Regions from separate parts of the Homo sapiens genome. Here all the other regions are linked to region 3. A link is a contact called in ENCODE Hi-C or POLR2A ChIA-PET data. All regions are on one chromosome and are shown on one strand. Each heading gives the region's core, a stretch centred on a gene start or an enhancer-like site at or near the end of the contact. The rest is flanking DNA. Distances are from core to core; before and after follow the strand shown. Region 1 holds the start of LINC01003 (long intergenic non-protein coding RNA 1003). Region 2 holds the start of ACTR3B (actin related protein 3B). Region 3 holds the start of PDIA4 (protein disulfide isomerase family A member 4).

What was found. A loop is a pair of places that touch in the nucleus more often than their neighbours do. ChIA-PET counts read pairs that join two places held with the same protein, here RNA polymerase II (POLR2A). Pooled maps may share reads with other maps.
Region 1: a loop to region 3 is called in a map of naive thymus-derived CD4-positive, alpha-beta T cell, with 6 times the contacts of the local background. The contact joins the promoter of LINC01003 here to the promoter of PDIA4 in region 3. A Hi-C loop is called at or near these places in 1 of 168 maps with a recorded cell type or tissue (naive thymus-derived CD4-positive, alpha-beta T cell), 1 of 37 single-sample maps with no recorded cell type and 9 of 50 pooled maps. POLR2A ChIA-PET finds 5 or more read pairs at or near these places in 1 of 52 experiments (naive thymus-derived CD4-positive, alpha-beta T cell).
Region 2: a pooled map shows a loop between it and region 3 (14-fold over the local background). The contact joins the promoter of ACTR3B here to the promoter of PDIA4 in region 3. A Hi-C loop is called at or near these places in 7 of 50 pooled maps.

Annotation. Positions count from the first base shown.
Region 1 is chr7:152,460,819-152,465,373 of GRCh38, forward strand. LINC01003 (long intergenic non-protein coding RNA 1003) reads left to right here and starts at 3,306. Exons shown (of 1, transcript NR_027387.1): 1 at 3,306-4,555. RefSeq lists a silencer at 2,938-3,957 and enhancers at 3,230-3,731, 3,732-4,231.
Region 2 is chr7:152,757,947-152,762,469 of GRCh38, forward strand. It overlaps ACTR3B (actin related protein 3B), which reads left to right and starts at 1,806. Exons shown (of 12, transcript NM_020445.6): 1 at 1,806-1,980. The coding sequence starts at 1,937. It also overlaps the pseudogene RN7SL845P. RefSeq lists enhancers at 1,448-1,607, 2,608-2,657 and silencers at 1,858-2,377, 2,138-2,432.
Region 3 is chr7:149,026,730-149,030,893 of GRCh38, forward strand. It overlaps PDIA4 (protein disulfide isomerase family A member 4), which reads right to left and starts at 1,776. Exons shown (of 10, transcript NM_004911.5): 1 at 1,592-1,776. The coding sequence starts at 1,679. RefSeq lists enhancers at 896-1,490, 1,491-2,084 and silencers at 1,409-1,458, 1,549-1,618, 1,689-2,268.

The DNA of each region.
Region 1 (4,555 bases), core at 2,056-4,555, 3.4 Mb after region 3:
AGGGGGTGCAAGCCTGGAATCCTAGCACTTTGGGAGGCCGAGGTGGGTGGATCACTTGAGCCCAGGAGTTTGAGACCAGCCTGGGGTTTCACCATGTGAAACCCAGACTCCACAAAAAAAAAAAAAAAGACAAAAAAAATTGGCTGGGTGCCATGGCTCATGCCTGTAATCCCAGCACTTTGGGAGGCCAAAGCAGGTAGAGCTCAGGAGTTCAAGACCAGACTGGCCAACATGGTGAAACCCCGTCTCTACTAAAAATACAAAAATTAACTGGGCACCATGGTGGGTGTTTGTAATCCCAGCTACTTGGGAGGCTGAAACAGGAGAATCACTTGAACCCAGGAGGTGGAGGTTGCAGTGAGCCGAGATCATGCCACTGCACCCCAGCCTGGGTGAAAGAGCAAGACTCTGTCTCAAAATAAATAAATTAATTAAATTAAATTAAAATTAAAAAAATTAGCCAGGTGTGGTGGTGCATACCTGTAGTCCCCACTACTTGGGAGGCTGAGGTGGGAGGATCACTTGAGCCCAGGAGGTCAAAGCTGTAGTGAGCCGAGATTGCACCACTGCACTCCAGCCTTGGAGCCTTGGCAACAGAGAGAGACCCTGTCTCAAAAAAAAAAAAAAAAAAAAAAAAAAAAAAGAAAGAAAGAGAAAGAAAGAGAAAGAAAGAAAAAAGAAAAAGAGGCCAGGTGCAGTGGCTCATGCCTGTAATCCCAACACTTTGGGAGGCTGAGGTGGGCAGATCACTTGAGGTCAGGAGTTCGAGACCAGCCTGACCAACATGGCGAAACCCTGTCTCTACTAAAAATACAAAAATTAGCTGGGTGTGGTGGCAGGCACCTGTAATCCCAGCTACTAGGGAGGCTGAGGCAGGAGAATCACTTGAACCTGGGAGGCAGAGGTTGCAGTGAGCCAAGCATGGGCGACAGAGTGAGACTCCATCTCAAAAAAAGGAAAAGGAAAGGAAAGGAGGAAGAAACGAAGAAACGAAGGAAGAAAGGAAGAAAGAAAGAAAAATAAAGAAAAGAGAGAGAAGAGGGAAGGGGAGGGGAGGGGAGCAGGGAAGAGAGGAGAGGCTGGGCCCAGTGGTTCACACCTGTAAGCTGAGGTGAAGGAGTTTGAGACCAGCCTGGCCAACATCGTGAAACCCCATCTCTACTAAAAATACAAAAATTAGCCAGGGTTGGTGGCACGTGCCTGTAATCACAGCTACTCAGGAGGCTGAGGCAGGAGAATCGCTTAAACCTGGAAGGCGGAGGTTGCAGTGAGCTGAAATCGCACCATTGCACTCCAGCCTGGGCGACAGGGCAAGACTCCGTTTCAAAAAAAAAAAAAGGAGAAAGAAACAAAGAAAGAAAGAAAAATGCCTCCCCAAGGTGACAGACGAGCTAAGCCAGGCGAAAAGTCTAAAGAAATTCAAGTGCAAAGGCCCTCTGGCAAAAAGGTCTTGGCAGAAAGGTGGTCAGTGTGCCTGCTGCACTGAAACTGCTCCTGTAAGGCAGGGATCCTATAAGGTAGGCCTTGAATGTCATGATGGGGAGCTCGGTTAGGACCCCCATGATAGGTAGGAAGGCAGCTGGAAAGAGCAGTTCTGCCATTTTTACGGATACATTCATGAGCCATGATGGGTCGTCCTGGTGGACCTCTGGAGCCTGACCTGGGTCCACGTTTGAGGTCTCCGACTTTAGTGACCCTGGGAAAGTTACTTGAGTTTCCTCATTTGAATAGCCAAGGGTTTCTCGTGTTTGATGCCAAATGCCTTGTGCGGGGATTGGCTCCAAACCTCAGCCTCATCAGTCAATTTATCCTTACGTTCAAGAGCAGCCATTTACAAAACGAGCTCAGAAAATTAAAAAAAAAATACAAACTTTAAATCGCCAGAATACTGCATAAACTAAAAGTAGGCCGGGCGCAGTGGCTCACGCCTGTAATCCCAGCACTTTGGGAGGTCGAAGCGGGCGGATCACCTGAGGTCAGGAATTCGAGACCAGCCTGACCAACATGGAGAAACCCCGTCTCTACTAAAAATGCAAAAATTAGCTGGGCATGGTGGTGGGCGCCTGTACTCCCAGCTATTTGGGAGGCTGAGGCAGGAGAATTGCTTGAACCCAGGAGACGGAGGTTGCAGTGAGCTGAGATCGCGCCACTGCACTCTAGCCTGGGCGACAGAGCGAGACTCCATCTCAAAGCAAACAAACAAATAAAAACAAAGTAAAAGTAAATTCCCCAGGCAAAGCTGATTATATTGCTGGGATAATCGACTTTGTCACTGCAGTCTCACTTGGTACTTTAAGAAACTCCATCTTGATCCTAGGTCTGGGTCGATCTGGGCGTTCCTGCTAATTTTCTGTTTTAAAAACCTAAAGCAATAAAAATGTTGATATTGACATTTATCATTTTTATCCTCGCCCTCTGCCTTGTTTTGCTGGGAGATCTGTTCCACTTGGCTGAGTTTAGGGAGGGCGGGGAAGCGGGGGAGAAACCGAGGCGCAGGGTGGAGAAAGGGAGAAGCCTTGCAGACTGAACACATGAGAAAACCTGGAGAAGGGATTCGCTGCTGCTTATTTCAGGGAAGAAAACCGAGAAGTGAAGCACAGAGGGGTCAGGTTCCGGGAGCGGCGGGAAGGTTGTAGGGGGCCCCAGGGCAGGTCCTGGAGCTCAGGCAGCCGGCACCGGGAGCCCAGCTCAGGCTGCGGGGTGCAACCGGGCAAGAGCGCTCGGGCTGCCGAAACGGGAGGAGATCAGAAAAAGGAGAGACATGGAAAAAAGGAGAGGAAGAGGAGCAACACTCAAGAGGGAAGGAAGAAGGCAGACACTGAGGAACGCCCGCAGGAACCCGCAGACAAGCAGAGAGCCGGGCTGCGCTGGGAGCGGGGCCCGCGGAAGGGGCGGGGCGCCAGGCGGCTCGAGGCCAATGGGAGGGCGGGCCGGGGCGAGGGCGGGGCACTAGGCGAAACGACGCCAATGGGAGGGCGGGCCGGGGCGAGGGCGGGGAATTAGGCGGTGCGAGGCCAATGGGAGGGCGGGCCGGGTCCTCTGGGCTGAGGCGGGGTGCCAGGCGGCACGAAGCCAGTGGGAGGGTGAGTTAGGGGCAGGGGCGGGGTCCCAAGCCAATGGAAGGGTGATACCGAGAGGGCGGGGCGCCAGGCGGCGAGAGAGCCAATGGGAGGCCGAGCCGAGGACCGCGGGCGGTGGGCCTCCCCCCGAGAGGAGGGAGACCCGGAAGGCGGTGGGGGCGGGGAGTGGAGCTGACAACCTGTCAAATCCACTTTGGGACGAACTAGGTCACGCGCTCCGCGGGTCGGGCACCCCCGCCCGCCAGGCACGGCCGCGGCTCCTTCCTCTTCCTGCCCGCGGTAGTGGGGGTGGGGCAGGCCTCGGGACACCTGCCTCCGCCGCCGGCCGCCGGCCGCCGTCCTCGCGCGGCTTCCCGGGCGGCTCTGCCCCGACCGTAGACTCCCGGCCCGCTCGCCGCGGCAGGAGCCGTGGTTCCGCGGACCTGGGCGCGCTCTCTCCCTGGCCACTGGGAGACCCCCCGCGGCCTCGCGGGGAAAACCTCGGGACTGCCCCGCGCCCCCGGCCGTCTCTGCGTCGCTCCTTCTCGCCCGCGACCGTGGACTCGTCCTCGCGAGCCTGGGTTGGCGGAAGCTGCGGGGGCCGGGGTCGCACTACTTGGCGCGGAAGGGCCGGCGGTGGGCGGAGGGATCCCCGTCCGCGGGGTGAGCCGCTGGGCGGAGCCGGGAGGAGCCGCGAGGATCCGCAGTGGGGAGCCGGGAGGAACCTGGCGCCGGCACCCACCCGCCGCGCCCACGCGTGCCGCGGTCGCTTGTTTCCCGCGGGAGCCCGGCCGCGCTCGGGGGGAGGCGCGCGCGCAGCTGGGGCTGCCTGGGTCTAGGAGCTCCGGAGCCACCGTTTTGTGCCCGTGGAGCCGCGGGGAAGGCGCACGCGCTCGGGTCTTCCCGGCGGGTCGTCCTGCACTTTCTCCCTCTCCGGTACGGACCGCGGCGTTCTGTTTCCAGGCAAAGGAAAATAAGTCAAAGACTCAGAAGGCAGCCTGAATCCAGGGCCTGGGATGCAGGGTTTGCTGGAACGCCAGCCGGTGCGATCGCGCCCCTGGGATTCCGCTTAGCCCGCGCGTCCATTTCCCTGCATGGTGGACTCAGTAAAGCCGGATCTGTCCAACGCCTGCAGCGTGGATGTGGAGGCGGACTAATCAACTAGTGCTCTGTTATTATTTCTACCCATCCCTTTTCTCCATGCTAATTTGCTTAGAACTTTAACATTGAATGGACAGCAAATGTCATGTTCTGTTTAATTATCACTCCTTGACCATTATGTTAATTTCTTTCCCTAACAAGGTGACGCATTGTTTTAAGTAACAATGACCAACTCATCTACTCTTCTTCCAAATTGTGTAAATTGAAGGGTAAAATGTGGGAAAACGCTAAATTTGAATGCTAAATTTGAACATTTCACACAACAATAATTTGAAATGCTTCTTTGCAATATTATGGCGTTTCGGAACAGATAAAAATACTTCATTTTCAGACAT
Region 2 (4,523 bases), core at 556-3,055, 3.7 Mb after region 3:
TCTCTAAGAAACAAGCAATAAGAAAAGAAAAAGAAAAGGGACCAAGGCAGGGCTTTGGCAAAACACAAAGCAAGCCAGCCAATCTTTAACCCCAGCCTTGGGCTTCTAAACTGGGATTCCTCCACACTTACTCCTTTTTATTTTCCTCCCATTTGCTTCTCTCTTCAGTTCTCCTGAACATTCTCTAGGTCTGGGCCTTAATGGGTACTTATGAGTTAAAAAAAAGAAATGATGATGGGTTACCTAGGAGTGGTCAACGTATCTATTACTTCTAGGTAAAAAACACAATGTTTTAAGTACCTGTAAAAACAACATGTCTTGGCTGGGCGTGGTGGCTCATGCCTGTAATCCCAGTACTTTGGGAGGCTGAGGCAGGCAGATCACGAGGTCAGGAGCTCAAGACCAGTCTGGCCAGCATGATGAAACCCTGTCTCTACTAAAAATACAAAAAATTAACCGGGCATGGTAGTGGGTGCCTGTAATCCCAGCTACTTGGGAGGCTGAGGCAGGAGAATTGCTTGAACCTGGGAGGCGGAGTTGCAGTGAGCCGAGATTGCGCCACTGCACTCCAGCCTGGGCGACAGAGTGAGACTCATCTCAAAAAACAAAACAAAACAAAAAAATACATGTTTCCAGAAAGCTCCTAAAAAATTAGTATCAAGAATTTACGATCGGGCAAGAAGCAGGAAGCAAGTGGCAAGTGGGACTCTCAGTACCTTTATAATATAGTAGGTGGTGTTTGCCTTCTTTGGTTTCAGTAAGAACTTTTGGGCGATCATCCCATCTTCGACACTTGAAAACATTTTCCAGGAGTGATCTTGGTGTGGTTTACTCAGTCTAAGGCCATTCATTCCTTAAGGCTGGCCAAGCATTTGTTTTGCAGATTTTTCTTCTTAGAAAAATTTAGGCCGTGTTAGGTATAATAATTCCAACTAATTTTTTTTGTTGTTTTTTTGAGACAGACTCTCGCCCTGTTGTCCAGGCTGGAGTGCAATGGCGCGATCTTGGCTCACTGCAACCTCCGCCTCCCAGGTTCAAGCGATTCTCCTGCCTCAGCCTCCGGAGCAGCTGGGATTACAGGCACCCGCCACCACGCCCGGCTAATTTTTGTATTTTCAGTAGAGAAGGGGTTTCACCATGTTGGCCAGGCTGGTCTGGAACTCCTGACCTTGTGATCCACCCTCAGCCTCCCAAAGTGCTGGGATTACAGGCGTGAGCCACCGCGCCCGGCCAATTCCAACTAATTTTTTTTTTTTTTTTTATTATATGGGGAAGGTTACTCAGTCATTCAACAAACATTTGGGCACTTCCACAGGTACACCAAATACTGTGCTAAGCACCTGCTGCTCATCAATAGTGATTAAGACAGACTCAAGCCCTATCCTAGAAGATTTGATAGTCCAGTAGGGGAGGCAGACAACAAATACATAAATATAAAAATATAAACACTTTGCTTTAAGGGTTAGGAATGAAACCAACAGATTGTTGAGACAGAGGATACAGTACCGGTAGGGGACATAGTCAGGGTGATCAGGAACAACTTCCCTCGCAAGGTGACATTCGAGCGAAGACTTACAGGAGGAGAAAGGCGCCAGGCCTCGGAAATGGGGTCACGTTCATGTAAGTCAGTTAAAAATAAACCCCAATCTCTCCAGCAGCAAGGTTGGACGTATGGGGCCAAGAAGCCTCGCTGCCAGCACTAAAGATGGCGCGCCGGAGTGGGGGTGGGGGTGTTGGGGGAGGCGGGGCGTGCGCGCGTTCTGATTGGCCGACCGGGGAGTGACGTCACGTGTCGGCCGCCGAGCATCCGGGCTCCCGGCAGCGGCGCTGCGGCGGCTCGCGGGAGACGCTGCGCGCGGGGCTAGCGGGCGGCGGAGCGGACGGCGACGGGGCGCTCTCGGGCTGCCGGCGGGGCCGAGCGCCGCGCGTCCCGAGCATGGCAGGCTCCCTGCCTCCCTGCGTGGTGGACTGTGGCACCGGGTAAGAGCAGCTCGGCGCCCACCCCCGCTCCTCCGCGGCCCCGCTCCCGGCCCCTGGCGTCCACCTCGCCTGGAGGTCGAGCTGCGTCCGTCGCCCCGGGCTTGAGCCCCGCGATCACCTGGGCAGGTGGGGCGCCGGCCGCCGCTTCCCTCCAAGCCTTGCCTTGACGTCGTAAAACCCCCTCTTCCCTGCCGGGAAGGGCCACAAGAGGAAAAGCACGGAGGGTAGGGACGCGGTGCCCACTCTGAGCGAGCCCGGCGCTCCTCGCCTCCCCCGCCCACGTGGCCGGGCCCCTGGACCCGCAGCCCGGCTCCGGCCGTCGCCGGGGTGGACACCCTGAGGGACACCGGGAGCGCGGGATCTCCCCTCCTAGGAATATTCGCCAGCGTGAGGCACAGATCATCACTGCAGATCCTTTAACGTCACTCATCTCCTAGTGAACGGTGTCCCTGCCTTCCAGCGTTCTCAGCACTGGCCCTCGTTCTGTCCCCGCGTGTGCGTGTCATTCCTCCTGGCTGAGGATTCTTTACCACCTACTTGTGGAGAGAATAGCATCGATCTCCCAACTTGATACCATTTTTACTGCCCTCCCTGCGCTTTTCCAGTATGAAATGGCACACTCAGGCCAAGCTGTCCCTTTGGTTTGCATAGATTTGCCTTTTCGCTGAAAAATGATGTGTTTAAAAAGACTCCATTTTGAAAAATACCCTAAATTTGGGAGAGCATGTTTGTGGAATTGTGGTAGAGGTTTTTGTTTTTAACTTTTTGAGTGTGACCACTTCTTTCGTTGCCGTTAAGCTATTAAAAAGAGATCTTAGGAAATGCCCTGAAGTATCGGTGACCCAAGTTAGCTGGTTGTAGTAAGGTGATTGCTGAATCCATGTAGCTGGTAGTTTGGGAATACAAGCTTGCCTGCCTGCGTTATGGGTGTAGTGCTTAGTAAAATAGCCTGGAAGTAAATTTGGTCTCTTAGCGATTTTTTTCAAGAAGGGATTTTAATCATTTTTGCCACAAAATGTAACATGGCATGTTCACCTTACCCTTGATTCTTTTCTATAGAAAAATGCACTTGGTTTGGTTTCCTTGACAACCTTGTGGGGGTGCCTTCTTTAGTTTGCTACAGTCCATCTCCTACTGTTAGTTCCTTCCTTTTGCTGCTGAAGCGACCAGAAGTGGTTGTGGACTGGAAAAATCCTCTTTGCTTGTGTGAATTCTTTTTGAAATACACGTCATATCAAGCTTTGTAGCTCTTTATTTTAGAACTTGCTTTTCTACCTAAAACACAAGCCAAAATCAGCGTTGTCGATACTACAGCTCCCCTCCCTCAATTATTGACACCCTTAACTCATGCCCTCCCCCAATGGGTTCACCTCAGGTCCCCTCAGGTCTGGTTGTGTCAAGAGTGAAACCAGTGGGTGAAAGTATTTTTCATTTCCACATTTGCATGTGAGATTTTTGCTTTGTAGTTTTAGTCTTGCAGAACTATTAAAATATAAAGGAATTCTTGGTAGTAGCAATAAAATAATGCTCACAGAGTTGTCATACCTTTAAGATTAGTAAGTCGTGGACCTTACTCATCTTTCTTGCTATAAATACCTAAAATGTCGTGCTCAGTTTTGACCTTTTGAGGTAAGTGATTAATGTAACTTGGCTAACTTGGAGATTCAACTTCTATAGATCATTGTTTTGTGGCCCAAAGTCATGCTTCAGAAGTTGGTGTCAAGACTTAGAAACGGTGGCAGGGAATCTCCATATGAATTCCCCATATCGAGTGTATGGCCAGAAGGAGCCTGAAAGAGCCCGAATTTACCAACTTGAGCACATCAGTAGTTCTTACATTTCCCAGAGAGCCAAAATGATTTTTGGATTTAGTTTTGCCTCAAAATAGGACAAAAAGTGGTAAAATTCAGATAAAAATAACCAAGCCAAAGGAAAAGAACGGACCTAGGAAGTCACCCTGAGCTTTAGCCCAGTGGCTGCTGAAGTTGGTCCGCACATTCGACCTTAGTCTTCCTGTCTGACAACATCATAAGAGTCATGGTTATGTAATTCCTGTCATCAGAAATCAAGAGAAATACCTGTTTCTTGGGTGAAAAAAGCCTTTTTTTGTAGTACTAAATTGTAAAAGCATTGAGCTATACATAGTGGGCACTAATGATTTATTGGACAGTGTGATAAACAGTATTTTTTACAAATAAATTTCATCCCAGTATCCTTGAATCCTCCTCAGGTAAACCCCGAGACTACCTGAGTAAGCAGTGATGTGCTGGAGGCCAGGATAATATGGACAAAGGGATCTGCTGAGTCCAAAAATAAAGCTTCATCTATTTAAAGGGATGACTAGGCTGCATAGTTTTCAGAGAATATTTCACAACTCCGGTCTCACTTCTCTGAGCCAAACTTTTCAAATGAAGTCTTTTGCATTTTTCAACTTTTTTTGAAATAATTTCAAATCTACTGAAAGCTGGAAGAGAACAAAAAACTACTGTATACTCTTCTTCCAGTTTTACCAACTGTTAACATTTGCTTTGTCACTCTCTGTA
Region 3 (4,164 bases), core at 526-3,025:
TTGAGGCTTAAGTAAGCCATGATCAGGACAGTGCACTCAAGCCTGGGCAACAATGCGTAACCTTATCTAGGAAAAAAAAAAAAAAAAACGGAGCTAGAAGTCCCAGGAGGCCTGCCCTTGGCCATGATGACCCCTGGGATTCCTAGGCTCACCCTAGGAGCAACTGCTTCCCAGGGACTCTTCTGTGTTAAAGACCTCTGACCGGAAGGATAAACTTGCTGGTCCTAACAGCTCCTAAAGCCACTCTCCCAGGCCTCTCAAGAATCCCCCCAAAAACAGAATCACTGGATCAAAACCAAGACAGTGCTATATGCTTTTCCGCTATGTTCCAAAAAGCATCTTCCACCCACACTGGTCCTCAACTTTCACTGTGCCTCCCGAAGTTAATTCTATGTCTCAAGGGAAAACTGACTTAAAACGCAGATTCCGGGGCCCACCCCTGCATTCTGCTTCAGTGTATTTTGGGTATCTGTATTTAAATAAACACTATTTAAACAAACATGATTTGGGTAAAGGTCTCAAGACACAATTTGTAAGCAGTCCCGCTATCGGATTCCTTTCGGCAGGTGTTTTTCTCGCCGAGTGTGGGTTTTTACTTCCTTTTCTATTTGGGCAAAGACTCTTTTTGAATCAGTGACCCACGCAGAAGTTACTCAATCTGTTTGAAAGAGTATAAAGTTCACGATTTCCCTACACACTAACATTATCAAAGAGTGTATATTTATATTAGAACAAACTCAGAAGGTTAAAAAGCTAGTGATTAAAAGTAAGGGCAGAGAGGAAGAAGGTAAAGACCAGTACCTGGATGCCTTATTCTCTAGGAATAACAACTTTTCCTTAATTAGCACTTCCTAATCTTCAGAGTTCTTATGTCTGCAGCTAGCTCACTTCGAAGAAAAATGCAGGGACCATGAAGTAGTTGTTACTATTCCTACTGGAGTACGCGCTTCATGGGCAGGGACCACACTCACAATCTTTTCCTCCCAGAACCCAGTACAGGGACTGGCACACAGTAAATGCTAAATGCAGAAGGAATGGTATCTCTAGTTTCTCAAAGGTGCAAACCAAGCCATCCCTTTCTCCAGAATCTATGGATTAATCATTTCCAAATCTACAGACCACATTTTGAAAAGGAATGCTTGCTGTTCCAAAGAACTCGCACTTGTTTCTTCACGCCCTCGCCCCTTCTCTCCAGTGGCTCTCCCTCTCCCTTCCCACTGCCTGGGCGCGTTCGCCTGGAGTTAGCCTGGACCTGACGAAAATCTGTAAATTAAGGCGAAGGACCCAGCTGCAAAAAAGGCGCTCTGCAGCCCTCTCCCAGCCTCGGGTGACAGGGGTCTTCCAGGGCGTCGGAGCCCAAGAGACCCCGGCCACCTTCCTCTCCCGGGAACCCCAAATCGATCCTGCCACTGCCACAGCCACCGCCCCCGCCCCTTCAACTCCGCCAAGTTTACCCCGGGCTCGGCGCCCATCACTAGTTCTGGAGCTGACCGCGCGGAAGCCCGCCCGCCGGGGTCGCAGGGCCCAGGCCCCCGCACAGCTCTGCAGCCCCCGCAAGCACAGCCCGACCCGCGGCGCGCTTGCCGCTCACCCTCGTCCGGGCCCTCGGCACCCGCCACGGCCAGCAGCTGCACCAGCCCCAAGAGCAGCAGGAGCAGGAAGGCTTTCCGGGGCCTCATGGTAGCGGGGGCGGAGCGCGGCCTCCTAGCGTCGGCGGCCGCTGAGCGCACCGAGAACTCGGGGTCTGGCCGACAGCCCGTCGCTCCTTAGCGACGCGGGGGAGCCGGAAAAACCCACGGAAGTCGTCCCCGGCGATTGGCAGGGGGCGGAGGAAGTCGCGGGCCGGCCAATCCCAGACTGACGCCGGCACGGACCGCGCGCGCCTCGGCCGCGACGAGTCGGCTCCGCCGCCCTAGGCCCTCCCTACTCCTGCGCGCGGCCCTCGGCTGCGCGTTTAAAACTCCGAGCCCTAACGTGAGGTGCCCCCTTCTGATTGGCTGCGCCACAACCACCAATCAGCGGCTGCCACTCGGTTTGCCGGGAGCGCACAGGCCAAGAGGGAGAGCGGGGGAGAACAAAGGCGGCGGGCCGGGCACGGGGAGTGCGGGACCTGGCTACGCCTCGGGGCGCTATTGGCAATCGGTGCCGGGGGCGGGGCAGGAGAGGCGGAGCCTGGGAAATGTGGAGCGGGGCGGGGCTCGGCTCAGCATCCTGCGGCCGAACTTGGCAGTAAGAACACGTGTCGGTACCGGAGCGGTGGGGAGCAGTGGCGAGCAGGGCGGTCCTCGCAACCCGCCGGGGCTCTGGGAAGCTGGAGACCAACGCGGGCGGAGGAGCACGAGCCTGTTTGTTGCTAGAAAGGGGCTCCAAGTCCGCTGCATGTTCGTGGCCTTCTTAATTTCTTTTTCTGCTCGAGCAAATAAAAGTTTCATTTCTCTCCGGAGTATTGAGCTAGAGAGCGGGGAAGAGCATGCAGTAAAGTGAATCCAGACTAGAATCTGGGGAAGCCTCTCTCCAAGGTTGCATCTCGGAGAAACAAGCCATCAGATTCTTGTCTAAACTTTGCCTCGTCTTATTTAGTTTTCTAGTGATTTTCTGCAAAAGGAAATACCAGATAGGCAATCTAGTGGTTTACATAGATCTGAATAAAAGCTTGAGGTTTTCCCTCTTGACCACTTTGGAGAAGAAAACTAGGTTAAGATGACGATTTTTGTATGTCAGAAAAGAAGCCTGTAATGTGCATTAAGTTTGAGACTTTTTTTTAACACCTGGGAGTTTGAGAAGGCAAATAGGGAAAAGAAAAAAAATAGAAACTCAAGTTCAGGAATATTTTCTCGTGTGTGCAGATTATTACGTGAGGAAGAAAAAAGGGATAACTCACAGACCTTAGCAATTAAAAATACTTAATTTTTTTGTTGAATGCCTATTAATCTGATGGTTCCTGGTCAATTTTGTAGGGCAGAACATTATGCAACTGTACACACTGATTTATTAGAGTGCTATGAATGTGGGCCACCAGACAGTTCGGTATCATGTTATTTTATTTTTTGAGACAAGAGTCTTGCTCTGTCACCCAAGCTGGAATGCAGTGGCGCCATCTCCTCTCACTGCAACCTCCGCCTCCTGGGTTCAAGTGATTCTACTGTCTCAGCCTCCCGGGTAGGTGGGACCACAGGCGCCCGCCACCACTCCCTGCTAATTTTTATATTTTTAGTAGAGACAGGGTTTCACCACGTTGGCCTGGCTGGTCTCAAACTCCTGACCGACCTCAAGTGATCCACCCACCTCGGCCTCCCAAAGTGCTGGGATTACAGGTGTGAGCCACCGTGCCCAGCCTTAATATCATGTTAAAGATAGACCTGTTCTTCAAAAAGACAAGTCAGAGTTCTCATCTTTCTTCTTGTTTCCTATGACACTGTTAAACTGAGAGGAATGAGGACCCCATTTGCTCAGTGGTGGGAGAAACACAATTTCACTGGCCTTTTGTTGATACAAAGATAGGAAGAAGGCTCTTGAAGTGCTGTCTGTATATGTGTATAAACACACATATATCTTGTGACATTAAAGTAACAATGTTCTTTTTGAAAGCATTTAGGGTATAGCTATAGAAGTTCATTCAACAAAACAGAACTTTATCAAGTTGGAAAGCTCCTTTCTCTTTATCCCTAAATTTTTCACTCAATTTTGTTATGGGTACAAACAGCACTGTGTTGAGGGTCAGAATGGAGAGAGATGAGAAATGATACTTCCATGACTATATCCAAGATCTCCACAGTTGGTTGTTGTAAGCGTAGAGAGGCTGTCTGTCAAATCATAGATATGAGGCCGGGCACAGTGGCTCACTCCTGTAATCCCAGCACTTTGGGAGACTGAGGCAGGCGGATCATGAGAGGTGGGGAGTTCCAGATCAGCCTGGCCAACGTGGTGAAATCCTGTCTCTACTAAAAATACAAAATTAGCTGAGCATGGTGGCGCGTGCCTGTAATCCCAGCCACCTGGGAGGCTGAGGAGGCAGGAGAATCACTTGAACCCTGGAAGCGGAGGTTGCAGTGAGCTGGGATTGCGCCACTGCACTCCAGCCTGGGCGACATAGTGAGACTCCATCTCAAAAAAAAAAAGAATCATAGAAACGGACCCTAGTTTGGAAATTCATTCATGTAAATG